7 separate regions of the Homo sapiens genome follow, and all the other regions are linked to region 1. Evidence: chromatin contacts called from ENCODE Hi-C or POLR2A ChIA-PET data. All regions are on one chromosome and are shown on one strand. Each heading gives the region's core, a stretch centred on a gene start or an enhancer-like site at or near the end of the contact. The rest is flanking DNA. Distances are from core to core; before and after follow the strand shown.

Region 1 (4,297 bases), core at 1,192-3,691:
TAAGGCAGCGATTCTCCATACAGACTCGACACCTTTATTTATTATTTTTGGGACGGAGTCTCGCTCTGTCTCCCAGGCTGGAGTGCAGTGACATGATCTTGGCTCCCTGCAGCCTCTGCCTCCCAGGTTCAAGCGGTTCTATTGCCTCAGTCTCCGGAATACCTGGGGATTACAGGCGTGCACCACCACACCGGCTAATTTGTTTGTATTTTTAGTAGAGATGGGGTTTCACCATGTTGGTCAGACTGGTCTGAAACTCCTGACCTCAGGTGACCCACCCTCCTCGGCCTCCCAAAGTGCTGGGATCACAGGTGTGAGCCACCATGCCTGGCCAACACCTTTAAAATAACAGTTGTAACGGGCCCTTTACGCTGCAGAATTCACAGGCAGTATCACCTACCTATACGAAGAATTTTAAAAATCAACACAGCTCTAAATGAGTTGTAAAAGAACAAGAAAGGAGGCCGGGTGCTGTGTCTCATGCTTGTAATCCCAGCACTTTGGGAGGCCGAAGCAGGTGGATCACCTGAGGTCAGGAGTTCGAGACCAGCCTGGCCAACATTGTGAAACCCCCGTCTCTACTAAAAATACAAAAATTAGCCGGGCGTGGTGGCGTGCGCCTGTAATCCCAGCTACTCGGGTGGCTGAGACAGGAGAATCGCTTGAACCCGGGAGGCGGAGGCTGTGGTGAGCTGAGATTGTGCCACTGCACTCCAGCCTGGGCGACAGAGCGAGACACCGTCTCAAAAATAAAAATAAAATTGTCCTCCGCATCTGCCCTACACTGCCCAGCTGACCCCACTGGCCAGCCTGTCCTCCTCCCACCTCTTGCGCGTTCCTCCTGGCACGCCTGGAAGGGAGGAAAGGCTTAATGGTCCCGTTCTATGGGTGAGGAAAAGAGGTCTGGGAAGGAGCCCGGCGTGGTGGGGCGGGCCTGTAATCCCAGCTACTCAGGAGGCTGAGGCAGGAGGATTGCAGGATCGCTCTTACCCAGTTTCTTTCTTTCTTTCTTTTTTTTTTTTTTTTGAAACGGAGTCTTGCTCTGTCGCCTAGGCTGGAGTGCAATGGCGCGATCTCGGCTCACCGCAACCTCCGCCTCCCGAGTTCAAGCGATTCTTCTGCCTCAGGCTCCTGAGTAGGTGGGATTTCAGGCCGTGCCACCGCGCCCGGCTAATTTTTTTCTTTCTTTTTTTTTTTTTCAGTAGAGACGGGGTTTCTCCGTGTTGGCCAGGCTGGTCTCGACCTCCTGACTTCAGGTGATCCACCCGCCTCAGCCTCCCAAAGTGCTGAGATTACAGACATGAGCCACCGCTCCTGGCCTCTTACCCAGTTTCTGCACGGAGCTCCTGATGCCTGATGGCCAAGAGGACATAACCCCACCTGTTCTAAGGGCATGGAGTGTATTTTTAGAGTGATTGGACAAAATATGTGCCGAACACCTACGTCAGGTCTGGCGCATGCTGGAGGCTGGGGTTATATCAATGCAAAAGCCATTCCCTGTATTTAACACGTAAATGAATTAGTCTCTTTAACTCTCCCAACGCCCTATAAATTATTTGCTCCATTTTACATATTAAACGCTGTCACGAACTGAGCTGCTGTGTGAGGCCGGGGCCGGACTTATCTTTCTGAAGCACAGAGAAGCGGTTATACGCAGAAGTTTGGGAGAACTGGGTAAGGCCGCACACATGGAAATTGCCAGTTTCGTGGGTCCCAACGTCAATACTGTGGGCAACCTTAGACCGGCTCAAAGCGCAGCTGGGGACGGTGATGAAGTGCAGAGCGTCCACAGCCAGCGACAAGACTGCCAAGCAACTGGCAGCCTGAGTAACGGAGAAAACAACGAAAAAAACGCATTCACCACCTACCAACAAGAAACAAAAAACACGACCACCCCACAGTCAGTCTACTTTTTAGGCGTGAATAAGGTCGGGCAGATCGCAACTCCCAGGCATCCCGCAAAGTAGGCGGGTCACCTTGAGGGCGACCTTTACCCGCTCAAAAATTCGTCTCACATTAGCAGTGAGGATTCGGGCGTCACCCCGAATCGTTATTTTCCTTACTCATAAGTTTAAGGCATAAGGACGTTTTTAGTTTATTTCCTAGGTAATGAATTCTATTCTCATTAGGCGTATGATGACTATCGTAGTTGACTGTTGAGGTCATGATCCAGTTCCATTGAAGTTTGTCTCACTTGTTAATAATGTATTTTGTTGCTTTTCATTTAATTTTTTCCCTCGAGGAAAATAAATAATTCATAATGTGCCGAACTTCCGTATGCAGATGAGCAGCCAGCACCGCGAAGGCTCACGGGGAACGTCCCCGCCCCTTCCGGTTCTTGCCTGCTTTGAGCTGGCTGTCGCGAGAGTTGGTCCGCGGACGCCGGAAGTAGTTCGTCGCTCCCTAGCGGCCGAAGGGGCGGGCTCGCGGGGTCTCGACTGCTTTCGGCTTGCTCGGCGGAGCAAGATGGCGGACATCTCCCTGGACGAACTCATCAGGAAGCGCGGGGCGGCGGCGAAAGGACGGTGAGAGGCCTTTCCTTTCTTCGGGGTTTAGGGTCCTCGGCCTAGTGGAGCTCGAGGCGGGGGAGGTAGCGATCCGGGAGCGACGCGGAGGACCGGGTGCGCCCGCCCCCGACCACAGCCGCGCTCCTCATTGGCCGGCTGCCGCCGTCCCCGCCGTGGCCCCGACCGCCCGCCCACTGGCCGAGGCGCAGTCCCTCTGGCGGCCCTGGGAGGCCGACGGGGCCGCGGCGGGGACAGGGTGCCGCCTCGTGGACCTGAGGGGCTGCCCCCTGGGGCCCCCGCGTTCCGGGGTCCTGGGGTCTCGGCGGCGCAGCCTCCTTGCCTGTGTGGACTGGCATTTGGGCCCCGCTCCGTGATCTCGGCGCTGCCTGGTCTCCACCCATCTTAGAGTTGAGACAACCGAAGTTTAGTAGCGGGGAAGTGACTTGCTCCGACCGCCGAAGCTGAGGCGCAAGCCCAAATCCCCCTGCACGCGGCCCCTGTTAACACTCGCCTCTCTTTGTGCGGCGTTTTAAGTTTTCTGAGCCCTTTCATATACACGATGCCTCATTTAATCTTTTACAGTCCTGTTGTCTGCTAGCTATTCATGTTACCCACCTTTTACTGATGGGGAACTTGAGGCTGGAAGTGGTAGAGTGACTTGCCCGAGGCCACGGAGAACTGAGCGGCGGGCTGAGCGCGATTTAATTGCTGGCTGAGTTGGCCTCCTACATGGGCTTGAAAAACTGGTGTGTTGGGCAGGAGATTGGTTATTTCCTTAGGGAGAAGAAAGTGCTTGAGCTGGCTGAGGAGCCATGGAGGTGATTTGCAGTCATGTCTCCCAAACTTCCCCTAGACCCTTAAATGTTGTTAGTCATTTCAAGCCTTCGTGAGCTGAGTTCATCTGTATGAAGAAGTGAGAACTTTGCCCAATAGTTTCCCAACACACATTAAGTTTAAATGTCTTTGTAAATAGCCAGGATGTAAATATGTTAGATATTGTTTTCTCAGACATTTGTTCTCTCAGCAGATGTTTATTTTTATTTTTATGTTTTTTTTGAGACGGGGTGTTGCTCTGTCGCCCAGGCTGGAGTGCAGTGGTGCCATCTCGGCTCACTGCAACCTCCGCCTCCCCGGTTCCAGCGATTCTCCTGCCTCAGCCTCCCAAGTAGCAGGGACTACAGGTGTGCACCACCACGCCCGGCTAATTTTTGTATTTTTAGTAGAGATGGAAGTTTCACTGTGTTGGTCAGGCTGGTTTCGAACTCCTGACCTCAGGTGATCCTCCCGCCTCGGCCTCCTAAAGTGCTGGGATTACAGGCGTGAGCCACCGGCCCGGCCATTCCGCAGATGTTTATTAATACCACCCGTATGCCTGTGGTTAGGTTTTTCTCTTGATGTCTGAAATGTATCCCTCACCTCCTTCCCCATCCTGGACACTTGTATCAACTACAACTGCCACCACCACCTCATAATTCGCAGCCAGCACTTACCTGGCTTGTGGTTCGTAACGGGCACACATTAGTATTTGTTTCCTCAACTACTGACTGTGAAAGCTCTCTCAGATCTCCATCTAGTGACTGATGTGAAGCTGGTGCTGGCTCCTCTGGCCACTTCTAAGTCCATCCACGTTTTGTAGGTTCCTTTGGAAACGACAGAATGATCCACCCCAGGTTCTTCTCTCTCTGAGGTCACTCCGCCAGTTTCTGACTGCAGGTGGACTGCACTGTAGTCTATTTGATCTCTATGTTTTTGGTTTTAGTGTGTGCAGAGTTTTGTGTTGGGCAGTAGGT
Region 2 (4,297 bases), core at 846-3,345, 990 kb after region 1:
AATCAGATACAGTCTGGGCATGGAGGCTCATGACTATAAACCTAGAACTTTGGGAGGCCAAGGCTTGGGGGTATCGCTTGAGGCCAAGAGTTTGAGACCAGCCTGATCAACATAGCAAGATCCTGTCTCTACAAAAAATTAAGAAATTATTGGGAGTTGGCGGCACTTGTAGTCCCAGCTACTGAGGTAGCTGAAGCAGGAGGATCACTTGAGCCCGGGAGTTTGAGGTTACAGTGAGCTACGATGATCTCACCACTGCACTCCAGCCTGTCTCTATTAAAAAATTAAAAAATATATATATTTCATTAGGAAATAAATATTGAAAGATACTTGAAAGAAAAATACAAAAATGTCAAAATGCTGGTAGTGGTTGTGTTAGAGTGGTAGATTATAGCAAATTTTTTTCTTTTTTGTATTTCCTATGTTTCTCACTTTTTTTTTTTTCCTGAGAGAGTCTCATTCTGTCACCCAGGCTGGAATGCAGTGGCGCCATCTCGGCTCACTGCAAGCTCCACCTCCCAGGTTCGCACCATTCTCCTGCCTCAGCCTCCCGAGCAGCTGGGACTACAGGCGACCGCCACCACGCCCGGCTAATTTTTTGTATTTTTTTTTTAGTACAGACGGGGTTTCACCGTGTTAACCAGGATGGTCTTGATCTCCTGACATCGTGATCCGCCCGCCTCGGCCTCCCAAAGTGCTGGGATTACAGGCTTGAGACACCGCGCCTGGCCGTTTCTCATTTTTAATAAAAATATTCAAAATTTTTCTGCTCAGGAGTTAAATTAACCAGTATGAAGATTACATGTACCCCTATTTCTCTTCCTTTGTTTTATGTGTTACTGTGTTGCCTGCACATACACTCCCAAACGTGGAGGCTATAGTGAGGGAATCAATCACTTTCCTGTAACTGTGTTGCTTGCGTTTATTCTTTGGTTGGTGTAGTTATTGCAGGGTGGGGGCATTTTTACACTGAGGTCCTGGAATGGTAACACTACTTTCCTGGATGAGAAGGGTCTCACCTGAACCACTTAAGATGACAAAAAATACCTATGGTCATGGCCATTTATCAGGGACCAAAAGATGTCAAACTACCAGTGTCCAAAAAAAACTTAGGGCACACTAGAGTAAGATCTGCATATAAGAGCCTAGGGTAGCTCTGCGAAGTTCAAAGGAAGAAAAGAATTTCAGAATTATCTGGGAGGAGAAGGGCAGGCCATCAAACAGCAAAGTCCATCCAGCAGAGATAGGCAGGGAAGGTCTTTCTTCCACACACCGAATGGCACTACATGCTGAAGTCACTTACCACTTGCTTCAAGGTTCTCTTCTTGTTCTTCCTCTGCTTCTTCATCGCCCTCGGTTTTGTAATATGACTCCCACCCTGACATGTTGGCTACTGCTCACTAGGCGAAAGACGTTAACGTCAGTAACAGGCAAATTTAAATCGAAAAAATACCGACCTCTAGGTTCTTGTGAGATCTGTTCTAAAAGCTTGGTTAGTAGTGAGGAATGTGGACGGTAAATCCTGCTGCCTCGAAAGCTCGGCAGTCGGACTGCATGTAAATGCGCATGGGGGCCATCCCAGTAGCTGCCTCATCTCAGCTATCCCTCACGTTTCAGGGCCGGCGGCGGCCCGCGGAAGCCAGATCCCGGAGGTCCCGCCCCCGACGCCATTTAGACGGTGAGGGATTCCCGCTCCAGGATTCTATGCTGACTAACGGACCCCCTCGTCCTCAATACCGCCCAAAAACCTCCCCAAATTCCTCAATCACGCCCAATGAGATCTCAAACGCAGACAGGCCTCAAGCGCAGGCGGGCCGCAAGCGCAGGCGGGCCTCAAACGCAGGCGGGCCTCAAACGCGAGGTGCCGCCTCCTTCCCGAGGAAGGAGCGTGGTCTCGAGTCTGTCGCTGCTCCTCGGATTCGCACACTTAAGGCTAACGCTAACCCTCTAGCAAGGCTATGGGGGCGCGCGAGACCGACCGAGCGAAGCGGGACGAGGCCAGGCCTAGCTGGCGAACAACACAAATGGATAACGGCCCGCTTACCTTTGGCGCAGGGAAGCGACCAACTTGGACAGAAGACGACAATCCACGCATGCGCGGGCCCTGTACTCGGTCCCAATCAACGCCCTCTACGTCATCACGCATGTGCGCACTATATCGCGTCAGGCTGGCACGCACACTCCCCAACCAGCTTCTACCTATGTCCCTGACGAAAGCCAACCCATCAGCGAGAGCCCCGCCCCCTTCGGCAAAGCCCCGCCCCTTCCTACGTCAGGACTGTAAGCACATGCGCAAAAGTGCATCCCTGCCCCCGCCCCCTCTTCCGTGTGGGCCCTCCCTGTCCCCTCTCTGTCACCTCACAGTAGTCGTTGCCGGTAGCGGGTGTGGGGGCGCGAGCAGCGCAGGGCGGCCTCTCCCCCACCCCTCAGCCCGGGCCCGGGCTCGGTCCCCCCCTCTCCCTCCGCTTCGCACTCCCGTCGGGTACGGGAAGGTCCAAGCCGCTGCCGGGTGCCCGAGGGCCGTCGTGGCCGCCGTCGCCACGGGTCCCAATGGAGCCGCCGAATCTCTATCCGGTGAAGCTCTACGTGTACGACCTGTCCAAAGGCCTGGCCCGGCGGCTCAGCCCCATCATGCTGGGTGAGGGGGAAGGGGCCAGGTGGGCAGGAGGGCGGGAGCCAGGCCAGAGGGTGGCGGCTGGCCGAGGTGGGGAGACTTGGGCCACGACTCACGGGGAGACACATGGCCAGGAGGATGGAAGAAAAGCCGAGTGGAGAAGAGAGTGGTCTGAAGTTTGGGCCATCTGAGCCCCGCTTTAGCCTCGCAGATACCATCCTCACGTTTGAATTCAAGGGGAAGGGATGGAGGAGTCATGCCTCCACCTTGCAGGGGGCTTGGGCAGAAACCGAGCCCTCGAGAGCCCCTTCGACGAGGGTGTGGGGTAAACCAGCGCTGGATCCCGGCGGGTTCTCTGCCTCGCTCGGGTAGCCCAGTGCACTCCTGCCTCCTTGGCGCGGTGTAGGAAAGGTGAGGATGCCTGCCGCGCGGTGCCCCTCGTGGTGACAGAGACACTGCGGAGGTCGGGTGGCTCTCGGAGAACCTTGTCTCAGTGCCAAAAGGAAGCTCCCTTTGCAGTCCCAGGGATAGGTGGGATGGGGGAGATAGAGCTGCCTAGGGACCCAGCCATCGCCCCCAGGTAGGTCAAGTCAGGATAAGAGGAGCCCCGAACTCCAGAATTCACCAAGCAGTCTTCTCCCCACAGTTTCTAAGTTAATTGCTTTTGCTCAAATGGCAAGAAAGCAGTTTTGGGGGAAGTTTGGATGAGGCTGTGTGAATAAGGATTAGTAAAGAAAGTATTTCGGTTGTGCTCCATTAAACTACTTAACTGGCAGGAGAAAAACCAGCCCTCATTCAGTGACGATCACACCTTATTTCAACTTAAATACAGGAATGTCTTGTGTAACACAGGAATTGTCAGGTTTGTAATTTCGGGTAACAATGAGCAGGAAAGAATTCCAATTATTGAAAATTGAAGCTTTGACAGCATCCATTTGAATGGCTAGTTTTTCCTGGCTTCTGTGGAGACACTGGCGAATGATTTAGTTCATCTCTGTGAGACGAGGGGGCAGAGATCAAGTAAGGGAGGCTACTTTTGAGGGCATCCTTCAATGTCCTTGAGTTTCTAATATGTCGTAGTGAATTGAACTTAATCTCACAACCGTGGGTCCATGAGTTGTTTCTATATTTGGCTTCACATCAAAATCATCTAGGGTGCTTGTTAAAAATGCAGATACCCTCATTTCCAACATATATTGTAAATGAGATTAGAAAAAACAAGGTTAGAATAGCTCTTTAAATATGCAAATCAAAGGATATATATGTGCTTGCTTAGGCAAATAATTATCCGTAAGGATACACAAGAAATTGATAACAGCAGTAGCTTATGGAAAGGGGAACTTGATGCCAGGGGAACAGGGGTAGAAGAGAAACTTTGCTGTAAACTGTTTCTTACCTCTGGACCTGTGTATTACATACACATAATATCTATTTAAAATGAGAAAATTTTAATTATATGGATTCTAAGGCTTCACAAATACTAAATCAGAATCTCCTGGAGTTTTGGTCCAAAAATCTGTATTTTTAATGAGCTTATCAGCTAATTCTTATGTAGCCAACCCATTATTTGACAGGGATTTGGGCCTAGATAACCAGTTGTTAAAATGATTGAGGCACATCTGAAAGCAAAACTTACAAAGTCACTGAGGAAGCTGTTACTCATTAATAGATTACATCAGTCAA
Region 3 (4,297 bases), core at 886-3,385, 830 kb after region 1:
AACCCAGGAGGCAGAGGTTGCGGTGAGCCGAGATCACACCATTGCACTCCAGCCTGGGCAACTAGAGCAAAACTTTGTCTGAAAAAATAAAATAACAGGGAACTCTGTGTATGTGTGTCGGGGGTGAGGGGGGGTGTTATATGGGAACTCTCTGTACTACCTGCACCATTTTTCTATAAATCTAAAACTGTCCTAAAAATGAAGTCTATTAATAATAAACAAAACAGACAAAAAAAAGGTATGGCAATGTGAAGGAGCATAGCTGACTGGGAGAAGCACAAATGCCTGGCCAGAGGACAGGGAAGGTGGGTGGGAATGGCAGAAAGTAAGGCTGCAGAGGGCCAGGCCTAGAGGAGGACAAAAAGGCTGCTGAAGGAGCTTGGGCAGAAGGGGTGTGAGGACAGACTGTGGCTGCAATGATAGGACATGCAGAGGAGGGAAGAGGCGGGTGGCCAGGAGACTGTAACTAGGTCACATTAGTGGGGAGGACGAATGATCAGGCCTGAGTTAGGGCACTGGAGGTAGCTAGGAGCAGGTAATTGCCTAGGTGTGAGCTGAGGGCCAGGGCAGAGCCAAGGACAAAATGCAAGTTTTCTCCTAGGCAGGTGACTGCAGACAGCTGGATGAGCCCAGCAGCCTCACACGGAAAATTAGGAAAGGTTTCTGTCCTAAACCAACCACAGGCAACAACCTGCAGGATTTGCCAGAGCATAGATTTGCCACAGCTTGTTGCCCCTCTAGAGGCCAAAGTTTAAAACTCATGTCACTTCTGTGTGCCCATCACTAGATTGGCACAGTATTGGGCGCAGTGTGAGGATACCACAGAGGCTAGCAGATGGTTTCCATGAGAAGTAGCCCACAGAGGAGCTCACGCAGGGCACTGTGATGACAAGGCCCTACAAGAGGGAGGGGCTGAGGGGAAGGAGGTGCTCTGTGGATAAGTCCACTGCTCTCCTCTTCCCTGCATCACCTTCTCGAACAGTAATAATGACAGTTAACCATGTGTGGCATTCCACGGCTTGCCATGCTGCACTTTAAGGTCGCAGGCTGGCTTCTGCCTCCCCGTCTGGTCTTTTCTGCTCCATTCATTCCCCACCTTCTCATCACACAGAGCACCTCACCACTCCCCAAATATACAGAGCATGTCCTGAATTTGTGCAGCTTCATGCCTTTGCTCATATTGTTCTCTCTACTTGGAATGCCTTCTCCCACTATCTTTGCTGAGTACAATCTTATCCTTAAAGACTACAAGTTCCCTAAGGGTAGGACACATGCTATATTCATTTTTTATTCCTCTGTGCCAAGAATAGAGCCTGGAGTGTAGGTAAACCTTATGTGTTAAGTGGATTAATATGAAACAACCTCACAACAATCCTGAGATGTTTTCCCCATTTTGTAGGAAAGGAAACTGAGCTCAGAAAGGGTAAATACCTTGCCAAGGTCACACAGCTAATAAGCCCCCAGAGCTGGGACCAGAACTCAGGATCTTCAACACTCCTTTGAGTGCCACCCCATGCCTCAAAGCCACAGGAGTTAAAGACTAACCTGCAAACTGCCCTTGTGCTGCTGGGCAGAGAAGGAGGCAGTGAGCAGCCAGGCAGAGCAGAGGAGTGCAGTCCTGGGAGAATCTGCCTTTGCCAAGGTGAGGGCCAGCATCTTCTCCAGAAGCTCCATCAGGCCTGTGCTGCTCAGGAGCACTGCAGCAGCTGTCGGGGGTGGGCAAGGCAGGGCCCACAGGAGTTACAGAGGAGCTTCAGCTAAGTGCCACTATGGTGCTTAGCACCTGATTGGGGCTTCACAAACAAACAGAGGATCATCCTGAGGCTCTAAGGGTCCCAGCTTCATAACAGAAGCTCAGGTTATTAGAGCCAGAAAGGACCTTATGACCACCAGCCACACACACAACCCTATTTGTTTTTTTAAGATGAAAAAGTTGAGATACAGAGGACCACAGACTGCCCAGCACTCTTCACTGTCCCAGCCCGGGCCCCTGCACCTCTTTTCTGACTGCTGGGTGTGGTCTGATGAAGGCTCCAATACAGGAAGTTGAAGGAGGGCTGCAGGATGTCCACGTCAGTGGGGCTGCACTTCCCACACAGCTTGCTTACTGCAAGAGATGAAAGTCCCCAGTCGGCCTGTCGCAAAACACTCACACTTGTCATAGGTGGTAGCCTGCGACTGGCTATTTCAGATGTCAGTCTTGGGGAGCAAGCACAAACTAAGTATCCCTGATATTACAACCAATGGAAAGAAACACAGTGACAAACCTTAAGGCACATTCACACCCTCCATCTAGACAAACATCAGGCAAGCAGCCTACAGCTGCACATCACAGAAAGACTTTAGGATTTCAAAGGGATCCATCCTGTGAACATCGTCACCACCTTCCCAAGGGAACTTTAACAGTCGAATGAAGTGCAGTTCCCTGCACTTGCCACATCCCCTCTCTCACATCACTTCATTTAGCTAACTCCTCTTGTCCCCGTCAGCAATCAAGATTCAGCTCAGGCCTCCGCAGTGGCTTACGCCTGTAATCCCAACACTTTGGGAGGCAGAGGCAGGCAGATTGCTTGAGCCCAGGAGTTCAAGACCAACCTGGGCAATGTGGTGAGACCCCGTCTCTCCACAAAAAAATACAAAAAATTAGCTGGGCATGGTGGCACACACTGGTAGTCCCAGCTACTCGAGAGGCTGAGGTGGAAGGATCGCCTGAGCCCGAGAGGTAGAGGCTGCAGTGAGCAGTTATCATGCTATTATACTTCAACCTGGGTGACAGAGTGAGACCCTGTCTCAAAAAAAAAAAAAAAAAGAAAAGAAAAAAATTCAGCTCAAAGTTCATCTCCCCCTTGAAGCCTTCCTTAACCTCTCAAGGCAAGATTAGATGTGCTTCTGCATTCTCCCAGGCCTCATCAGTGCAACATTACACTGTAGATATCTATAGAACATATCCCTTTACTCTTGGGAACTCCCACTTCCCATCTCCCTATCCCCATCCTAATATGAAACCTACCTACAGCTCCATTCACTTTTTGGCAGCCACATCACACCCTGACTTCGGTGCTCACCCAGACAAGCAGGTCTCAGCTCCCTCCCACACCAGTACCTCCACCCCGAACCACAGTCCTCTACTCTCTGCTGTCATATAGAAGTGCTCAAGGATTATATGTAAATGTCCTATTACATTTCATGTGTGGGTTTCAGCCTGTTACTCCCTGTCAGAGGCTCTTCTGAAGGCTGAGTTTGTCACACACAGATCCCCCTCCTAGCTTAGTGTCAGCCTTGATCTCACAGACAGGCTGGTGATGACTGGCACCAGGCTGAGGCCATCTGCAATGCGTCCCCAGTGGCCTTTTTTTGAATCTGACACTGATGTTCTCATGAGGTGGACTGGGCTCCAGGCAGGGAAGATGCCCCATCTTCACCTGTGGCTACAGGAGCTGGGGGGTCCACAAACACTGAAGACATGTCATTTTTCCTATTCATTTCAACCTTCCCTCAGCAAATCTTCCTGCAGGTGCTGCCTGTGAAGTGATGGCAGCATCATGAGTTGAGAAACCGAGGAGGTTTGGGGTGTGGGTAAGAAAAAAGCCTGGAGAACTGTGAACTGGATCATCAGATCTGAGTCAATTGTAGGATGAGCTGGAGAGCTGACCTTGTGCCAGGAAAAAAGGAATCTGCATGAATAGGATCTGTTGAAGGTCTACTGTGTGTCAAGCACTGTGTGACATTCTCTATCTAACTAGATAAGTATTCCTTATCTTAACAACTAGATAAGTATTCCGTATCTTAACCCTAGTTTAGGAAAGTACTACTACTTTACCTATGAGGAACCTAAGACTCACAGAGACTAGATGATTGCTAGTGACTAAGCTGAGATTCAAACCCAGGCCTTCCTGACTCTAGAGCTTGTGCCTGTCATACAGATTTGTTTGTTTTAGGGACGAGGTCTCACTCCATTGCCCAGGCTGGGTGCAGTGGTGAGATCATAGCTCACTGCAGCCTTGACGTCCTGGGCTCAAGCAATCCTCCCGCCTCGGCCTTCCCAAGTTGCTGGGACTATATATAGGTCTGCATCACGACACACAGCTAATTATTTGTATTTTTTTTGTAGAGACAGGGTTTCACCATGTTGCCAAGGCTGGTCTTGAACTCCTGAGCTCAAACGACATGCTGCCTCAGCCTCCCAAAGTGCTAGGATTATAGGCGTGAGCCACTAGGCCTGGCAGTTTGTAGAGGCAGGATCTTGCTATGTTGCCCAGGCTGGTCTTGAACTCCTGGCTTCAAACAATCCTCCGGC
Region 4 (4,297 bases), core at 808-3,307, 810 kb after region 1:
TCACCGTGTTAGCCAGGATGGTCTCGATCTCCTCACCTCATGATCCGCCTGCCTCGGCCTCCCAAAGCGCTGGGATTACAGGTGTGAGCCACCGCGCCCGGATGTTATTTATATATATTTTTGTATTTTAGTAGAGACGGGTTTCTTCATGTTGGTCAGGCTGGTCTCGAACTCTCAACCTCAGGTGATCCGCCCGCCTTGGCGGTTGCCCAGGCTGGTCTTGAACTTCTGGACTCAAGTGATACTCCCTCCTTGACCTCCCAAAGTACTGGGATTACAGACGTGAGCCCCTGCTCCCAACCACTACAAGGGTTTTGACACTGACTCCTAGTCACCAGTCTCCAACTGGAGACTCCTAGTCTCCAACATGGCAAGAGACCAACAACCCAAGATAGGTCCGTCCCAGCACTGAGGGACCTAACTACAGGATGACTGATCAGTAAAGTTTTTGGAGAAAGATCTTGACCAAAAGGGGGAAATATGAAAGTTGTTAGAATCAAAACAGAGTCGTTTGTGTTAAAAACTCTGACAAATTTAAAGCATGATTCTCCAATGGGAAAAAACAAGAACAACAACTCTGACAAATAAAACCGAGGAAGGTTGTGAAAAGAGGGTTCTTATGCACAAATGACTGATAACAAGATCACAAAAAATGCAAAAACCACAACCCTGCACAAAGGCCACTGCAAACTTACACAGAAAAATCTTTCTGTGAGGACATCTGCCCTGCAACTGCCTGTCCAACCTCAGACTAGCACCACTCTTGCTATTCATCCTTGTAGCCAAGGATAACTATCTCAAAATAATCATGTAATCCTCATTTTTCCTTTTCAAAACCTTTGTCTTCCTTTACCTCCCCAAATACGTACACAGGTTACTATGGCACACATATTGTCACTACAATGTCTATTCCCAAGTAAACATCATTTTTTTAGAGTCTCTCACTCTGCTATTTAGGTTGACAGTACCTACCACACTCTAGGCACTGTTCTAGAGGCGGGAATACAGCAATAAATAAGCAAAAATCTCTGCACTCATGGTACTTGTCTCTAGTAGGGATAAGAGTTGATCAATAAACTTGTAAAATAAGCACAGAGGGATGAGAGGGTGTCGGTCAGGTACAAGATTACATAAAGTGGTCAGGAGAGGTCTCACACTCAGATTACAACTCCCCAATGTTACCAATGTGAAATCAAGGCACAGAAAAATGAGGTGACTGCCCAAAGTCACACAGCTATTCCCAGGCTGAACCAAGTGTCTGTTTGGCTCTAAGTCCAGTGCTCTGTCTTCTGACTCTTTGTAAATGAGCACAGGCTACCTGAGATCAGAGCTGGCTACTGAACTACCAGGACACCTGCCCCAGGGGAGAGATGCTCAGTTACAGACAGTGAGGGGCTGCAGAGATCATCCGGAGAACCCCCTACCCCCAAGCAGACGAGATAAGTGAAACCTAGAGAAGGAATAGTCCAAGTTCACCCAGGACCCTCCACATTCCACCTCCTGCTCCAAACTCAAGGGAACCAGAACCAGGCTAGGGCAAAACTTTAGGGGCCAAGGAGAATACCAGACAGCTGGCAATGACTGAAGCAGGTAGTGGGAAAGAAAAGCCAGAACAGCAGCCTGCGGGACAGGTCCTGCTTTCTCTACTGTTAAACTCACTTTTTCAGCCTCTCAATCCCGATCCTGCCGTATGCGTCACCCGGAGCTCCTCCTGGCTCAGCATGAGGCTCTGAACTCCTGCAGAGGTACCAGGTAGTGGCGGGCCTTGAGCCAGCTACCGGGGTCGGGGGCCCAGGTGGTTGACCCCGAGCCTTCGGAGCTCCCGGAGGAGGGAGCGAGCCTTCTCAAGGAACAGAGGCGTCCAGGTCCACGAAACTCCCTCCCCACCACCTGCAGCCGGTTCGAGGCCCTCGGTTCTCTCATTATCCTTCCCGGGAACCTGCAGCCCGCGGCCCCTACAGCCACCTACCTGGCCAGTCGGTGCAGGAAGGGCAGGTGGCCGAGTCCTGTGCGAGCAGCTAGGCTCGAAGGTCCAACAGGCTAACAGCAAAGCAACTGAAAGCGGGAGCAAACGGCTAGCAACCGAGCGCAGACCGCCGAGCTCCGTCCCGCCCACCGCGCTGCTCCCGGCCAATGAGCGCGAGCCGCCACTGCGGGGCTCCGCTAGCCTCACTTCCGGCCCCGCTCCACCGCCCCTGCCTGCCCCTCCAGGCTCTGGCGTGCCTCCAGCGCGCTGTGGGCACCATCCTCGTCCTGTCCCTCCTGCGGGCCCTGGGTACGTGGCCCTGGATTTAGCTTGTGTTGGAGGAAGTTAAATCTGTGGGTGGGGTCTGTGCCCAATTTAAGGCGTGAATCAGCAAACTGGGGTCCCAGCTCCTGTCGGCCGGGCGACCTTCTGCGCGCCCTCCCTGAAACTGTGTCGTCGTCTGTGGCCGAGTTTTTAAACTTTAGATCGCAACGTGAGTTTAGTGGGCGGTGACTAGCACTTTTGTTCTTCTTTAAGGACCTCAGAGACTCAGTGCAGGATTCGGGCATCCCCTCCTTGCCCCTCCGGTCCACCAACTAATAAGCCAAGTGCGGCGGGGGCTTCCTCGTCCGTTCGTTAGGCCGAGTGCAGCCCCACTTTTGCGCAGGATCAGGACAGTCAGACCCGAGAAGGCAGCGTGGCGTGGCCATCTCCGGGCCCGGGGCCCCTGCCGGGCGGGAAGGGAGCTGGAGGCCCGGTCTGGGCTGAGCTCCCCAGAACAGGCGCAGGGCAGGCACTGTCGAGCGCAGACCTCATGCCGGGGACCAAGCTGGACATGCATTCCCAGGATCTACCCACGAGGGTGCATAAACACCAGTTCTGATGACGGCTGTACGGGAAGGGACAGAGGTGACCTACTTTAGCCAGACAAGGGCTGAGGCTGGGACAGTTTCGTTCTGATAGGAAAGCTGAGAATTTGACCCTCCTTGCCTGGAAAGTTTACCTCTATCCACCTCCACGTGAGGCGAGGGAGCAGGTCAAGTGCCTCTGGGAGCTGTTGAATCGCAGCAGCCCCAACCCCTAGGCCTTTCTCTGCCCTGCCAGCCCCAGGATGGCCTGACTGGTGTTCTCTGAGTACAGCTGAGGCACCCAGCTGACTCCTTGAATGCTGTTACAAGAACAAATCCTGTCCCGTCCCTCCTTCCCTGAGGAGGCCATCAGTCTCCTTGCTGAAACAATCCCTTATCCAACTGGCTGAGAAACCAGCTCCTGGTAGACAAGGTAGTACAGTGTTTTTGGAGAGCTCGCGCAGGTATGTGAGTGTATCATTTTATTTCCTTATTCTATTTCAACAATAGAGTATATGGCTCCATATGAATAGCTTCAGCTGTCATCCATTTCCCCAACAATTATGCCCTTTGTCTCCAGGTCTCATTCTCTCTCCACTTCTGGGCCTTCAAGTCCTGAGGATCAGTTTCTGATGTGGGACAGGGATACAGCCACCCCTCCCAGGCAGCTGGCAGCAAAACATGAGAGGAAAACAGCAGAGAAGTGGGGCCAACCATGGGGGCATCACACTTCCAGAGCCCAAAACAGTCAAGAATGGTCAGGCAAGAACAGAAGTGCTCCTGAGAATAGTGGGATGGATTCTGAAATTGGGTCCTGAACACCTGGGCTAGGTAGTTGCTATTCAACAGGGAACTATTGCACGGAAGGGGCAAGGAAGAGAGCCAGGGAGGCAGCCAGAGGGGTGCAGAGGAAGCAAACTACCCTCACACACACCTCTGGACTGCAGTATCTCTGGACTGCAGTGTCTCTGGGTGCAACCAGCCACCTACCAGAGGGTCTCTGACCACTGCCACAGCCCCAAGCTTGCTTTTTTTTTTTTTTTTTGAGACATAGTCTCACTCTGCCACCCAGGCTGGAGTGTGCAGTGGCACAATCTCGGCTCTCTGGTCACTGCAATCTCCACCTCCCAGGTTCAAGTGATTGTCCTGCCTCATCCTCCCAAGTAGCTTGGATTACAGGCATGCACCACCATGCCCGGCTAATTTTTGTATTTTTAGTAGAGATGGGGTTTTACCATGTAGGCCAGGCTCGTCTCAGAACTCCTGACCTCAAGTGATCCACTCACCTTGGCTGGGATTACAGTGTGAGCCACTGCGCCCGGCCCCCAAGCTTTCTTTTTTTTTGAGACGGAGTCTTGGTCTGTTGCCCAGGCTGGAGTACAGTGGCGCGATCTTGGCTCACTGCAGCCTCTGCCTCCCAGGTTCCAGTGATTCTCCTGCCTCAGCCTCCTGGGTAGCTGGGATTACAGGCTCATGCTACCAC
Region 5 (4,297 bases), core at 995-3,494, 780 kb after region 1:
ACAATAGCGAAACTCCATCTCAAAAAAAAAAAAAAAAAATTTAGGTGGCTCACACCTGTAATCCTAGCACTTTGGGAGGCCAAGGCAGGAGGATCATTTGAGCCTAAGAGTTTGTGCTATGATTGTGCCACTGCATTCCAGCCTGGGTGACAGAATGAGACCCTGTCTCAAAAAATAACTAAATAAATAAAAATTTAAATTTAAAAATCAGATAAACAAAATAAGACAAATAGGAATTGATCATGGAATAGGAATGCAAAATGCACATGAATTTCTTTCTGTGCCCTTGCAGGTAGGCAGCTATAGACATACAGTACTTTCTACTGGCTGTGTAATCTTCAGTAAATTAATGAACCACCCTGGGCCTCACTTTCAGGATCAGTGAGAGGGAGATGACAAGTATAACAGTTCTCTCTACCTGACAGGGTTGTTAGGAAGATTGAGAACATTAACGTGTATAACTGTTTAACACCGTCTGGCACAGAAGTTCTCAAAACATGTTAGCTGCCCTTGCTATGTTCCCAACCCCCACCTACCCCATCCCCCATTTGTTAACCCATTTCTGTATTTAGAAGCACTTAGCAAAGAGTCTGTGGTTAGAACTGGGGCTTCAATTAAGGGTCTTATCACACTGCCCACATGACCAAAATGGAAATCAAGGACAAACCAAGGGGAGAAATATTACAAAAGCAAAATGGGAAAATGGCAAACAGATCCTTTTCAATTAGCTGCTGCATTTATCTCTTCCCCCAAAAGAGAATCTTCTGCTGCTTCTGCTTCTTCATCTGCACAACGGGGATGTAGCCATCATACATGCCTGCAAGGCTGTAGTGAGATCCTGGACATGAAAGCATTCTGAAAACTGAAAAGTACAATGCACCTGTGTTTCTGCCTAAGCTCTCTAAGGTGAGTGGCCTTAGATAAGTCAACATCTCCTGGCCTCGGCTTCTTTAATTACCGTATTAAAATAGAGGTAATAAGAGTATCTCACAGGATTGTTGTGAGGAAGAAGTGAAATAATACAAAGCATTTTGGGGCCTAAACATAAGAGTGCAACTATCCAGTTAATAAGATTACTAGCCTAGTCAACTGGACTCTTTCTTGAAAGGAGGGGTATAAAAAAACCAATACTGGCCAAGGAACTGCAAGAACTAGGCTCTAACCAGCTGGGTGACCTTGAGCAAGCCGCTGACCCTCTCCAAATCGTTGTTCCCGTGGTCGCAAAATTAGTATTTTAAGAGTGGATCCCTGGGCTCCTACCAGCTCTTCCACTCCGCTGTTAAGGCGCTGGAACAAAGGCCACCCGCTCCCCAGCCCGTACCCGAGGGGCCACAACTCAAAATTTCTTCTGCTCAATTCCCCTTGCAGCGTGACAGCAGGAGCGCCCGGGTCTCCATCCCGGAGAGATGTGTCCACACTCCGCCGCCACTGCTCTCTTCATCAGCAACTTGCTTCTGCAGTCGCTGCCCAAAGTTTCGCGGAGCACCCGGCGACCTGGCCGTCGGTCAATCCTGAGAAGCCCAGGGATTCGGGGCGCGGAGACTGGGGGCTGGGCCCCGGGAATCCCAAAGACGTCCCCGCGGCCAGGAAGGGAGTGACAGGTGCGACGCGCGGTCGCGGGCGGCGGGAGAGCGGACCACGGAAACCGCGTGTGGGCGCGCGAGGGAGGCGGCGGCCACGCGCTCTCCTTAGGCCGCTCCCTGAGACGCCCCCGCGACGTCCCTAGCCCCGCGCTCTGGAACCCGCGACCCTCGCGCCGCTTTCGGCCCCGCGGCGCCCCAGATCCCACGGCCTCCCGGAGCGGCGCAGCTGGGTCGGGCTCACGCTCGCAGCGCCGGAAGGGTTGAGGACCGCCGGGGGCACCGTGCGCACGGGGTTCTTCCCGCGCGAACCGGGGCTGTCGGGGGGTGGGCGCACGCGCACCCGGGCGCGCCGCCGTAACCCCTTCCTCCCCGCGCGGCCCCCGCACTCCCACCCACCCACCACTCACCGTCGATGTCTCCCAGGGTCAGCTCGTCGCCCAGCTCCGTGAGGGTCTCCATGGTCTCCAGACCACCCAGCTCGCCGCTGTCGTCCATCGCCCGGCTCAGCGCAGAAGCCCCCCCTGCCGTCCCGCTCAGGGAGACGCGGGGGCGGTGCCGTCGCCACCGCCCATGACACCCGACAACCCCCGCCCGGCACCGCCTCACCGACGGGTGCCACCCGCCGCCATGTTTGCGTTGCGCCCGGGCGCCGCACAGAAAGGGCGGGGCGGGATTCCCCCGCCCCAGCCCGCGCCCCCTGCGGCCCCGCCTCCAGGCCGCGCGCCCCCCTGTTTGTTGTCAATGGGACCAGGCTCATCTCAGCCAATGGGCGAGCGAAGCGGTGCGTGGGGTGATGGCGCGTCATCGATCAGCAGCTCAGATTTGCATAGTGAGGTCCCTCCCCCCGCGGCCTCGGAGCGAATGCCTGGAGTAGCCGTCCGGTCATCATCTTAACCTTCTCCGCCTTGTTTAAAGGAGCCGCTGCCTTCTCCGTTGGATCTGCGCCACACGCAAGTCCGTCCACTGGCCTGGGAGTGAAGGGTTAACAGGCCACCCTCCACCTGCGACCGCTGGCCGCCTCCAGGCCTGGCTGGGAGCACATTACGTCATCTTCCCAGCTGCCTACCCCCGCCCTGCCCGCCTGAGAAAGCCAGCGGAGTCAAACCTGGACCCCAGCGCTCGGGACGGGAGTCCGGGTCATCCAAGTCCCGCTTCTCCCAGCCTCCTTACAAAGGCGGGCACGGAGGCTTGACAAGGTTGCAGATTGTCCCAGGGCGGTCAGGATTTTACGTCTTCTGCTTTGCACCCGCCGTGACCTCGCGCTTACTCCAGTGGTCCTCAATCTCTGGCACCTCGGAACCACTGAGGACCTGAAAACCACGCCAGTGCCCAGGCCCACCGACGGCCTCCTGAGAGGGGGGCCCCGGGCACGAGTTTTTTGAAAAAGTTCCACCGGGATTCTGAAGTGCAGCCCACCCACTCCTTCAAGCACCTCACTGCCCCATCTTGCAGCTGGTCGTGTTGTAAACTTCTAGGAATTTATCCAAAGGAATAAAAATTACAAGTGCTTAAAGAAGTGCTGTAACTAGGAAGAAGTGAGAATAAGGAAATGAATATGTAAATTACATCCACACGATGGAATACCATGGGATCATTAAAAATTACGCACACAAATGTATATTTATTAGCAAGAAAAGGCGTTCACAATATATTGATAAAAGGGAAAAGTTGAAGTTTCCTGCCAGTTTGTGAGAGGCAGCTGTTGCTTAGTGATCAATAATTAAGAACACACAGGCTGTGTGGAGGCAGACACATGGATCCACTAATTCACTGTGACCTTGGGTTAATTGTTCTAAGCCTCAGTTTAGTCATCTCTAAAATGGGGATAAAATAGCATCCCTCATAGCTGTGGTTAAGTGAGATTATTTGCACATTCAATTGACAATATTTATTGAACATCTCTGTGGCAGGGAAACAAATGGTTCCTGCCCTCTGAGAGCTTCCAGTCTAGCAAAAAAAAAAATCAGAAATCCCACACCCGTATTAAACATAAAAATAAATTACAGATGATGGTACAAGTGATCAAGGAAAGGTAATGGATGTGATGAAACTAACAAGGGCCCTGACTTGTGCTGTCAAGAAGCCTCTGAAGAAGTGACATTTAAGATGAAACCTAAAATTATGAGAGAACTGCAGCTGTTACAGCCAAAGGGGAAATGATGACATGGACAAAGGCCTCGAGGCAGGAGGAGCTGCTGGCAGCCAGCTCTCGGCATAAGCTTTGGCATACAGTAAGTGCCTTGCATACTGCTGTATTGCAATTGAAAAAATAAGGATCTGGCCAGGCGCGGTGGCTCACACCGGTAATTCCAGCACTTTAGGAGGCCGAGGTGTGCAGATCATTTGAGGTCAGGAGTTGGAGACCAGCCTGACCAACATGGTGAAACCCCGTCTCTACTAAAAATACAAAAATTAGCCGGGTGTGGTGGCGCATGCCTGTAATCCCAGCTAACCGGTAGGAGAACTGCCGGAACCTGGGAGATAGAGGCTGCAGTGAGCTGAGATCATGTCGCTGCACTCCAGCCTGGGAGACAGAGCAAGACTCTGTCTCAAAAAAAAGAAAGAAAAAATACAAAGAGAGTCCGGGCAAGGTGGCTCACGCCTGTAATCCCAGCACTTTGGGAGGCTGAGGTGGGCGGATTGCCTGAGGTCGGGAGTTCGAGACCAGCTTGGCCAGCTTGGTGAAACCCCGTCTCTACTAAAAATACAAAAAT
Region 6 (4,297 bases), core at 1,232-3,731, 760 kb after region 1:
ATTTAAAAAACTTCCAGATATTATAGATACTTATTCTTCTTAAATGTCTGCAAGTACTTCCCCCACTTTGTTATTTCTCTTTTAATATGTTCAGAAAAAAAGAATGACATAGCAATTAAGAATCACCATGTCGGCCTGGCGCGGTGGCTCACACCTGTAATCCCAGCACTTTGGGAGGCCGAGGCGGGCGGATCATGAGGTCAGGAGATCGAGACCATCCTGGCTAACACGGTGAAACCCCGTCTCTACTAAAAATATAAAAAATTAGCTGGGCGTGGTGGCGGGCGCCTGTAGTCCCAGCTACTTGGGCGGTTGAGGCAGGAGAATGGCGAGAACCTGGGAGGCGGAGCTTGCACCGAGATTGCGCCACTGCACTCCAGCCTGGGTGACAGAGCGAGACTCCGTCTCAAAAAAAAAAAAAAAAAAAAAAAAAAAAAGAATCACCATATCCTAGCCTTGGAACCTGGGGCAAGTTTTACCTCTTTCAGCTGCAGTTTTTCTCAACTGTACATTGTGGCTAACAATTACAGCTAACTCACGGATTGATGAGATAACTCATGTGGAATCTATGGCACCATGCCTGGCACTTAGTATTAGCTAGTACACATTATTCATAGTGGGTTTTTTTTTTTTGACACTTTTGCTTTAACTCTTACTTTGAAAATGTGAATTTGTTCAAATGCATCAGATACATCCAGAAACAATCTGAGCATAATATAAATTTTGCATTTGCTTATGCATGAGAAAAACACTAGGAAGTGCAGAAAACCATATTCGGCTGAAATGAGCCATGCAGGAATGCACAAAATGTGCACACACATACACAGGCACCTTAAACATCTACCAGCTTCATCAGGTCACTGCATGTGTTATGAATCACATTCATCACATTGATGTCAGAACTTTCCATTGGACTTCAGACAGCCCTCCTTCCACCACTTCCTGATAACTCCCAAGCTGTAACCTAATGACACTTACTTCCCACAAGCAAACCTCAGGTGTTTTTCAAGCCAAAGTGCCTTTTCATTGTGGTATTTATATATTTCTTAGTTTTTCTGGTCTATAAAACTGTGTGACTGTTTTATTAGGTCCCCCCACTTTTTTTTTTTTTTTTGAGACGGAGTCTTGCTCTGTCGCCCAGGCTGGAGTGCAGTGGCGGGATCTCGGCTCACTGCAACCTCCACCTCCTGGGTTCAAGCACTTCTCCTGCCTCAGCCTCCTGAGTAGCTGGGATTACAGGCGCCCGCCACCACGCCCAGTAGAGACGGGGTTTCACCATGTTGGTCAGGCTGGTCTCGAACCCCTGACCTCGTGATCCACCCGCCTCAGCCTTCCAAAGTGCTGGGATTACAGGTGTGAGCCACTGTGCCCGGCAGGTCCCTATCTTTTTTAAAAAATAAATCTTTTCCTTTTTTTGGTCACCTATGAGATTTTTTATTGTTGTGATCCTTAACCCTCCATTTCACAGTAAGTTCTGGGTTTCTGTTTTAGAGACAGGGTCTTACTCTGTCACCCAGGCTGGAGTGCAGTGATGTGATCATAGCTCACTGTGGCCTCTACCTCCTGGGCTTAAGGGATCCTCCACTGCAGCCTCTTGGGTAGCTGGGAGTACAGGCACACACCACCATGTCCAGATAATTTTTATTTTTTATTTGTAAGAGAGACTGGGTCTTGCTTTGTTGCCCAGGCTGGTCTTGAACTCCCTGCCTCATGCGATCCTCCCACCTTAGCCTCCTGATTACAAGCATGAGCCAACATGCCCACTCCGTGTTTTTTACTGCATGATTTCGCATGGCATGATTTTTAGAAATGCACATGATGAACTATAGCAGAACTGACTATACACCATTTTTACATTGTATAGTGAAATTACATGGCTTCTGTGTAACGCTTAAGAAAAACCCTCATCCTCAAGATCAGAGGAATAGTCACCTAAACTTTCTTCATTTGTACTTTTCGTTCATTTTATCTTTCATATTAGAGCTGCCCAACAAGTACAAGAACATGGAAATAATAATGGTGTGTGATGTGTGTAGGCCACTGAAAATGAGATGGACCACACCAGTGAGGGAGGTAAATGCAAAATCTAATTCCCAACAAGTATCCTGATTGAATGTACAGAACTGTTTCATCATAATGATCCTATCTCCCCACCCACAATGTTTTTTTCTAATAATTATTTAAAAAACCAAATGTAGACTAGTAACAAACCTGAAGATCAATATGAGATAACCATTTCTCCATTCTACTATTTGTGATCATCACTGCTTTCTCCAGGACCTAAAACATCAGTTACCCACACTCTAGTCACCCAGAGGAGCAGCTGAGGAACTGGGCTCTTTCAACCACATCCTTCAACTGAGAAGCCCTAAAATGCAAGCAATAATATAGGGAACAAAGGGAAGGTTTTAACAGGCAAACCGCTATCTAAAAATCACTCCACTCAAACACCAGGGGGCACATCAGAGCACAGGGACGGTATCATGTCCTTCAAGGGGTTTCTGGGTCACCTTCCTGCGAAGAGTCTGGAGGAGGTGTTGAATGACACAGGATGGCAAGCTGGTGACTCAAGCATCCTATATTTTAAGCAACAGATGAGTGAACTCTTTTACTGGCAAAGAAACCACAAAGAAAAATTGGGTGGAGAGGTGCGGATTCTCAAATGCTTGTTTTGTAATACACACAAAGGTGTCATATATTCCTTTGCATATACCGAATATTACATAATAAAATAAAACAATTCAGAATGAGAAGAAAAAGGAATCATGAAGGAAACCCAAAGGAATTCTCAAATGGTCTTCTGGTCTTCTCTGTCTAGTGCTCTCTCTCCCCGCCTCTCATGGCAGCCCTGGAGGGACTCAGCTCTGCAGGAAAAAGCAGTGGAAGTCCAGGCTTTTCTGGCCCACTATAGCAGGGGACCTGAGCCAGCTCTCATAGTTTGAACAGGAGAGGGATCTGCAGCTCCACTTTCCATTGCTCTTTCTTTTTCCTCCTGCCTTAAGTTCACTCAAGTCTCCTTCCTTAGCATCATGGATTTACCTCTTCACTCCCGTCCACACTCTGCCTTAATTTCAACCATAGCCTCCTACCCAGTGACGAACATCTTCTTTGAGTATCTTGTTCATCCAACAGCCTTTTAAATCAAATCAAATTCTTTTTTTTTTTTTTTTGAGACAGAGTCTTGCTCTGTTGCCCAGGCTGGAGTGCAGTGGCATGATCTCAGCTCACTGCAACTTCTGTCTCCCAGGTTCAAGCAACTCTCCTGTCTCAGCCTCCCATGTAGCCGGGATTACAGCCGCCTGCCACCACGCCCAGCTAATTTTTGTATTTTTAGTAGAGACTTCGTGTTGGCCAGGCTGGTCTTGAACTCCTGACCTTAGGTGATCCACCTGCCTCAGCCTCCCAAAGTGCTGGGATTATAGGCATAAGCCACCGTGCCCGGCCCTTAATCAAATCAAATTCTTTAACACAAGCTTCCAAGCTTCCTATGAACTGCTCCCTTCTGTTCCAAAGGTTTTCACTTCCCACCCACTTTAGTTCATCATCCACCCTGGAAAAGTACTCACTCCCTCTTCTGCACATGCCTTTGAGGGGTGGGGTAGGGCAATCTTTCTTTGAATGTAAGTGCCATGTCTTCTCTTTTCTACTTGTGACCACCCTCTTCCTTTCTCCAAACTCTGAATTTCACAATTCTACTTCAAAACTATTTAAAATTACTTTTACCAGGGACTCTTTTCCACCTCAGATGATCTAGTCATCTTTTAGTTCTTGAACTCAATTGTGATTTATTTTGTTAAAGAAAATTATTGGCCAGGTGTGGTGGCACATGCCTGTAATCCCAGCACTTTGAGAGGCTGAGGTGGCCAGATCGCTCAAGTTCAGGAGTTTGAGACCAGCTTGGGCAACATAGCGAGACTCCATCTCTACAAAAAATACAAACTTTAGCAGGGGGCATGGTGGCACGCACCTGTAGGCCCAGCTACTCGGCAGGCTGAGGTGGGAGGATTGCTTAAGCCTGGGAGGTGAAGGTTGCAGTGAGCAGAGTTTGTGCCACTGTACTCCAACCTGGGTGACAGACCAAGACCATGTCTCAAGAAAACAGGAAAGAAAAATTAACTAAAACTTGGAAATAAGACCAAAAAAAAACGTTATATGCCTCTTTAAAGTTATACTAAAATTCCAGTTACTCAGGAGGCTAAGGCAGGAGGATCACTTAAGGCCAGGAGTTTGAGGCTGCAGTGAGGCATGATCATGCTACTGCATTCCAGCCTGGACAAAATAGTGAGACCCCATCTCT
Region 7 (4,297 bases), core at 1,207-3,706, 690 kb after region 1:
TGGGTGGCAGGGTTATGGCTCAGTCTTCTGGCTTTGTCCCCACCTCTCTGCCTCACAGAGAGGCCTTCCCTGCCCTGGCTCCCCTCCAGGGTCCTGTCCCCCATCCCTGTACCGTACACCCACGCTCACCCACACCTGCCCCCACCCCCACATCACCATACACCCACGCTCACCCACACCTGCCCCCAGCCCCACTTCTCCTTTGCAGCTCCCCTCCGCCCACACCTTCCTGCCTGGGAGCTGCTGGCCCATGTACAGGGGATGGAGAGGGTGGGCCAGCGCCCACCAGTCAGGGCTGGCTGACTGGGGTTCTTTGTGAACCTTCAGGGTCTCCCAAGCTGGAAACCTGGGGGTCGGCCTTGCTCCCCTCACTCCATGGCCAGCCGCTGCATCATCCCCTGCCCTGGGCCACCTGCCCTGGACGTGGGCCACAGTGCCAGAGAGAGGGACCCTTGCAGGTACAGCTCAGAATCTCCCTCCTACCCAGACACCCCCAGGTTCTGTACTGCCCCGGGACTGGTGCCCTGCCCATCCGCAGCCCGGATGCTCCCTCCTCCCTCCCAGCATCCCCTGTGGCAGTGGCCATGCCTGCCCCCAGAGCAGCTCAGGCTCCCCTTTCATCTCTCCAAGCCTTAGCCCCTGCAGCCCTCCGCCTGGAGTGTTTGCCTCCCCCTCGCTGCTGCTCAGGGTCTCCCTCTGCCCCCAGGCTCCCTCCCCAGCCCCTGAGTTTCTCCTCTCACTGTGCTTCCCCAGCCCTGAGTGCTTAGGGGTCTGGGTGGCATGTGTGGCATTTAACCCCATGCTCTCTGCTGAGCCCTGAGCTCCCAGAGTTCCCTCCAGCCCTGGCCCTGGGGAGGGGGTAGCATGTGACCAGGAGGGCGGAGGGGCTTGTGTGTGTTTCTGAGACGCAGTCTGAGAGAGACACGGGTGACAGACAGTTGGGGACCCCAAACACTGGGGAGCAGAGATAGACAGGAGGGGCCCGCAGTGAGACACAGAGGTGAGCAGGAGAGGACACATAGCCCTGGAGAAAAGGAGCAGGTGTGGGCGGGCTTCCCTCCACTGCAGTCACAGTTCCCTCACTCATAGGCAGATCTTCCTGGGTCCTCCCTGCACAAAGCCCCAGTGGCTCCCTCGTGTCCCCCAGCCACAGTCCAAGCTCCCTAATGTGCTAGATAAGGCCCCAGTCCAGCCTTTCGGTCCCAGCACTCCCTGGACTTCCTGTTTGGGCCTCCAAGCCTTTGCTCCCCTTTGGCCTTCACCCCCATCTGCTCCCTAGACCTCAGTCCATCTGGCAAACACTTCACCATCGCCCTCTCCATGAAGCCTTCCGGCCCACCTTCCAGGATGACGTGAGCTGGTGCCCTTGCTGCGAGGCTGTCTTCCCCCATCAGCACAAGTGTGAGATTCCCTCAGGGCAGACCCACATGCTACTTGGGCCTGGTACAAGTGTCTGATGTCAGGCTGGGCACTGTGGCTTCACACCTATAATCCCAGCACTTTGGGAGGCCGAGGAGGGCGGATCACCTGAGGTCAGGAGTTCGAGACCAGCCTGGCCAAATGGTGAAACCCCACCTCTACTAAAAATACAAAAATTAGCCGGGCATGGTGGTGCATGCCTGTAATCCCAGTTACTCGGGAGGCTGAGGCAGGAGAATCGCTTGAATCTGGGAGGCAGAGGTTGCAGTGAGCCGAGATTGCACCACTGCACAGAGCCAGACTCTTTTTCAAAAAAAAAAAAAAAAAAAGCAGGTGTCTGATATCCCCAACCAGCTCTGTCCAGGAAGGGCAGGAAGAGAGGAGGAGACAGGTGGGTTGGGGGAGATGGCAGGGGAGCACTCGGGGTCATGGAGAGGCTTTGGCTAGACGGAGCAGAGGAACCACTCAGGGTCTGTGTCCTGGCTGCGGGGTCCATCCCCCTCCCTACCCAAGAGGAGGCTCTGGTCTGCCCCCAGACACCTCCCAGCACCCAGCAGAGGGCCCACCCAGGCGGTGCTGGTTGAGGGGCTGAATTGGGGAACCACAGGTAGAAAGAGAGGCCAGGCCGGGTGCGGTGGCTCACGCCTGTAATCCTAGCACTTTGGGAGGCCGAGGCAGGTGGATCACGAGGTCAGGAGTTCAAAACCAGTCTGACCAAGATGGTGAAACCCCGTCTCTACTAAAAATACAAAAATTAGCCGGGCGTGGCAGTGGGCGCCTACAATCTCAGCTACTCGGGAGGCTGAGGCAGAGAATTGTTTGAACCCGGGAGGCAGAGCTTGCAGTGAGCCGAGATAGCGCCATTGCACTCCAGCCTGGGCGACAGAGCGAGACTCCGTCTCAAAAAAAAAAAAAGAAAAGAAAGGGGGGCCCCAGGCGAGCTCGGTCCCACCCAGCAGGCGGGGGCGGGGCAGGGCAGAGTGCTCCCCCCGCCCCCCGCTTCCTCCCCGAGGGCCCCGGAGCCCAGCTCAGCCTCAGTCCCCGCAGCTTGTGCGGCGGCGTCGGCACCATGAGGCGAGGGCCCCGGAGCCTGCGGGGCAGGGACGCGCCAGCCCCCACGCCCTGCGTCCCGGCCGAGTGCTTCGACCTGCTGGTCCGCCACTGCGTGGCCTGCGGGCTCCTGCGCACGCCGCGGCCGAAACCGGGTAAGGGGGACCCACGGGGCGCGCGGCGCCGGCAGCTGCGGGGAGAACGGGGCCCCGATCGCCAGGGCGCAGGCAGAGCCCCGACCCCCGGGGGCGCCGAGGGCTGAAAGGACCCTGTGGGCAGGGCCTGGAGGGGCCCGCGATCACCGCGTGGCCCTCACCGCCGCCTCTCTCCCTCCCCTTGTCCACCGCCCCCCGGCTGTCCCTCCCCTCCCCGGCCAGCCTCGCCCCCCTCCGCCCCTCCCCGTCCCCGCTCCTCCCTCCCCTCGGCCCCCTGGCCTCCCTCCCTGTCCCCTCCCGAAGCAGCCGGGGCCAGCAGCCCTGCGCCCAGGACGGCGCTGCAGCCGCAGGAGTCGGTGGGCGCGGGGGCCGGCGAGGCGGCGCTGCCCCTGCCCGGGCTGCTCTTTGGCGCCCCCGCGCTGCTGGGCCTGGCACTGGTCCTGGCGCTGGTCCTGGTGGGTCTGGTGAGCTGGAGGCGGCGACAGCGGCGGCTTCGCGGCGCGTCCTCCGCAGAGGCCCCCGACGGAGACAAGGACGGTGAGTTCCGTGTGTAGGGGAACCAGTCTGAGCGGGGCGCAGGGGCTGGGGTGTCGGGACGGTCTAGGGGGAGATGCATGGCCCCTGAGGGGGAGAGAAGGGCTTTAAGGGGAAACGGAGACAGAGTGGAAAAGAGTTTGCGCTGAGGAGCTCAGGCTGGGGAGGGAGACATAGTCCTGCCCCTGAGACCCTGGTCGGAGCCAGGAACAGCTCTGCCCTGACAGACCCCAGTGTGAGGAAGAGACAGGTTGCAGGAAGGGGGCCCCGTCTGAGGGAGGAGTCTGTCCTGCCCTTTGGGAGTCTAACGGAGCTTGGTTCCCCCATAAATCCCTGAAGAGTTTGCCAGACTGAGCCCCAGCTCCCCAACTCCCTGCCCTGCCAGCTCCCCACTGGCCAGGCCTCTGGACTCAGGGTCAGCCAGGTGCCACCCCTCCCCACCCTGCATTGGGCTTCATTTGACGGAGGACTGCCCCTCCAGAGGAGTCTTCTAGGGGAGGGAGGGAAGGCTGTGACTGAGTACGGAGCCTCTACCCCCTCTGCCTGCAGCCCCAGAGCCCCTGGACAAGGTCATCATTCTGTCTCCGGGAATCTCTGATGCCACAGCTCCTGCCTGGCCTCCTCCTGGGGAAGACCCAGGAACCACCCCACCTGGCCACAGTGTCCCTGTGCCAGCCACAGAGCTGGGCTCCACTGAACTGGTGACCACCAAGACGGCCGGCCCTGAGCAACAATAGCAGGGAGCCGGCAGGAGGTGGCCCCTGCCCTCCCTCTGGACCCCCAGCCAGGGGCTTGGAAATCAAATTCAGCTCTTCACTCCAGCATGCACATGCCCTCTTTCTGGGACCAGGCTAACTCTGCAGAAGCACAGACACTACAGACCACAGCATTCAGCCCCCATGGAGTTTGGTGTGCTTGCCTTTGGCTTCAGACCTCACCATCTTTGACAGCCCTTGAAGGTGGTAGCCCAGCTCCTGTTCCTGTGCCTTCAAAAGGCTGGGGCACTATGAGTAAAAGACCGCTTTTAAAATGGGGAAGGCACCATTAAGCCAAAATGAATCTGAAAAAAGACCAAGTGGGAGGATGCCTAATTTGTAGTTGGGTGGTTTTTTGTGTTTGTTTGATTTTTTTTTTTTTTT

What was found. A loop is a pair of places that touch in the nucleus more often than their neighbours do. ChIA-PET counts read pairs that join two places held with the same protein, here RNA polymerase II (POLR2A). Pooled maps may share reads with other maps.
Region 2: a loop to region 1 is called in a map of CD8-positive, alpha-beta T cell, with 13 times the contacts of the local background. The contact joins the promoter of XRCC6 here to the promoter of POLDIP3 in region 1. A Hi-C loop is called at or near these places in 2 of 168 maps with a recorded cell type or tissue (CD14-positive monocyte and CD8-positive, alpha-beta T cell), 1 of 37 single-sample maps with no recorded cell type and 9 of 50 pooled maps. POLR2A ChIA-PET finds 5 or more read pairs at or near these places in 4 of 52 experiments (CD4-positive, alpha-beta T cell, WTC11, activated CD4-positive, alpha-beta T cell and 1 more).
Region 3: a pooled map shows a loop between it and region 1 (12-fold over the local background). The contact joins the enhancer-like site here to the promoter of POLDIP3 in region 1. A Hi-C loop is called at or near these places in 6 of 50 pooled maps. POLR2A ChIA-PET finds 5 or more read pairs at or near these places in 6 of 52 experiments (CD4-positive, alpha-beta T cell, CD4-positive, alpha-beta memory T cell, activated CD4-positive, alpha-beta T cell and 2 more).
Region 4: a pooled map shows a loop between it and region 1 (5-fold over the local background). The contact joins the promoter of CCDC134 here to the promoter of POLDIP3 in region 1. A Hi-C loop is called at or near these places in 1 of 50 pooled maps. POLR2A ChIA-PET finds 5 or more read pairs at or near these places in 4 of 52 experiments (CD4-positive, alpha-beta T cell, CD8-positive, alpha-beta memory T cell, activated CD4-positive, alpha-beta T cell and 1 more).
Region 5: a loop to region 1 is called in a pooled map, with 39 times the contacts of the local background. The contact joins the promoter of SREBF2 here to the promoter of POLDIP3 in region 1. A Hi-C loop is called at or near these places in 1 of 37 single-sample maps with no recorded cell type and 11 of 50 pooled maps. POLR2A ChIA-PET finds 5 or more read pairs at or near these places in 5 of 52 experiments (AG04449, CD4-positive, alpha-beta T cell, activated B cell and 2 more).
Region 6: a pooled map shows a loop between it and region 1 (6-fold over the local background). The contact joins the enhancer-like site here to the promoter of POLDIP3 in region 1. A Hi-C loop is called at or near these places in 1 of 37 single-sample maps with no recorded cell type and 5 of 50 pooled maps. POLR2A ChIA-PET finds 5 or more read pairs at or near these places in 1 of 52 experiments (activated naive CD4-positive, alpha-beta T cell).
Region 7: a pooled map shows a loop between it and region 1 (5-fold over the local background). The contact joins the promoter of TNFRSF13C here to the promoter of POLDIP3 in region 1. A Hi-C loop is called at or near these places in 1 of 37 single-sample maps with no recorded cell type and 2 of 50 pooled maps. POLR2A ChIA-PET finds 5 or more read pairs at or near these places in 1 of 52 experiments (activated CD4-positive, alpha-beta T cell).

Annotation. Positions count from the first base shown.
Region 1 is chr22:42,613,027-42,617,323 of GRCh38, reverse strand. POLDIP3 (DNA polymerase delta interacting protein 3) reads left to right here and starts at 2,441. Exons shown (of 9, transcript NM_032311.5): 1 at 2,441-2,525. The coding sequence starts at 2,467. RNU12 (RNA, U12 small nuclear) reads right to left here and starts at 2,080; the gene lies at 1,931-2,080. LOC124905127 (a long non-coding RNA gene) reads left to right here and starts at 2,545. Exons shown (of 2, transcript XR_007068118.1): 1 at 2,545-4,297. RefSeq lists enhancers at 1,454-1,583, 2,234-2,293, 2,374-2,553, 2,046-2,589, 2,590-3,133 and 1 more and silencers at 2,024-2,083, 2,624-2,953.
Region 2 is chr22:41,619,093-41,623,389 of GRCh38, reverse strand. It overlaps XRCC6 (X-ray repair cross complementing 6), which reads right to left and starts at 2,095. Exons shown (of 13, transcript NM_001469.5): 1 at 2,045-2,095; 2 at 1,304-1,400. The coding sequence starts at 1,385. It overlaps DESI1 (desumoylating isopeptidase 1), which reads left to right and starts at 2,347. Exons shown (of 6, transcript NM_015704.3): 1 at 2,347-2,638. The coding sequence starts at 2,551. RefSeq lists a silencer at 2,327-2,596 and enhancers at 2,328-2,929, 4,202-4,261, 4,272-4,297.
Region 3 is chr22:41,779,094-41,783,390 of GRCh38, reverse strand. MEI1 (meiotic double-stranded break formation protein 1) reads right to left here. Exons shown (of 31, transcript NM_152513.4): 23 at 1,997-2,107; 24 at 1,546-1,706. Among named protein-coding and RNA genes, the nearest start is that of CCDC134, 19 kb to the left of the region's middle. RefSeq lists enhancers at 1,716-1,765, 1,916-2,015, 2,026-2,075. Within about 2 kb of position 2,135, at least 12 of the 41 ENCODE cell types and tissues checked have a DNase peak (open chromatin) inside an H3K27ac peak, as active enhancers do; they include CD4-positive, alpha-beta T cell, where a contact is called at or near this core.
Region 4 is chr22:41,798,439-41,802,735 of GRCh38, reverse strand. CCDC134 (coiled-coil domain containing 134) reads right to left here and starts at 2,057. Exons shown (of 7, transcript NM_024821.5): 1 at 1,970-2,057. It overlaps MEI1 (meiotic double-stranded break formation protein 1), which reads right to left. Exons shown (of 31, transcript NM_152513.4): 31 at 3,282-3,482. The coding sequence ends at 3,437. RefSeq lists silencers at 2,035-2,094, 2,685-2,774 and enhancers at 2,245-2,324, 2,395-2,474, 2,250-3,236.
Region 5 is chr22:41,831,052-41,835,348 of GRCh38, reverse strand. SREBF2 (sterol regulatory element binding transcription factor 2) reads right to left here and starts at 2,244. Exons shown (of 19, transcript NM_004599.4): 1 at 1,991-2,244. The coding sequence starts at 2,078. CCDC134 (coiled-coil domain containing 134) reads right to left here. Exons shown (of 7, transcript NM_024821.5): 7 at 3,185-4,297. It overlaps SREBF2-AS1 (SREBF2 antisense RNA 1), which reads left to right and starts at 684. Exons shown (of 2, transcript NR_157279.2): 1 at 684-906; 2 at 1,369-4,297. RefSeq lists enhancers at 1-328, 2,119-2,775, 2,381-2,890, 3,717-4,256, 4,257-4,297 and silencers at 1,551-1,940, 2,001-2,340.
Region 6 is chr22:41,855,940-41,860,236 of GRCh38, reverse strand. All of the region lies in intron 1 of SREBF2 (sterol regulatory element binding transcription factor 2), which reads right to left. Among named protein-coding and RNA genes, the nearest start is that of SREBF2-AS1, 23 kb to the right of the region's middle. Within about 2 kb of position 2,481, at least 9 of the 41 ENCODE cell types and tissues checked have a DNase peak (open chromatin) inside an H3K27ac peak, as active enhancers do.
Region 7 is chr22:41,924,965-41,929,261 of GRCh38, reverse strand. TNFRSF13C (TNF receptor superfamily member 13C) reads left to right here and starts at 2,456. Exons shown (of 3, transcript NM_052945.4): 1 at 2,456-2,624; 2 at 2,931-3,161; 3 at 3,708-4,297. The coding sequence starts at 2,489. The coding sequence ends at 3,895. It also overlaps a transcript of CENPM not described here. RefSeq lists enhancers at 1-457, 601-670, 3,228-3,727, 3,728-4,229 and a silencer at 2,396-3,135.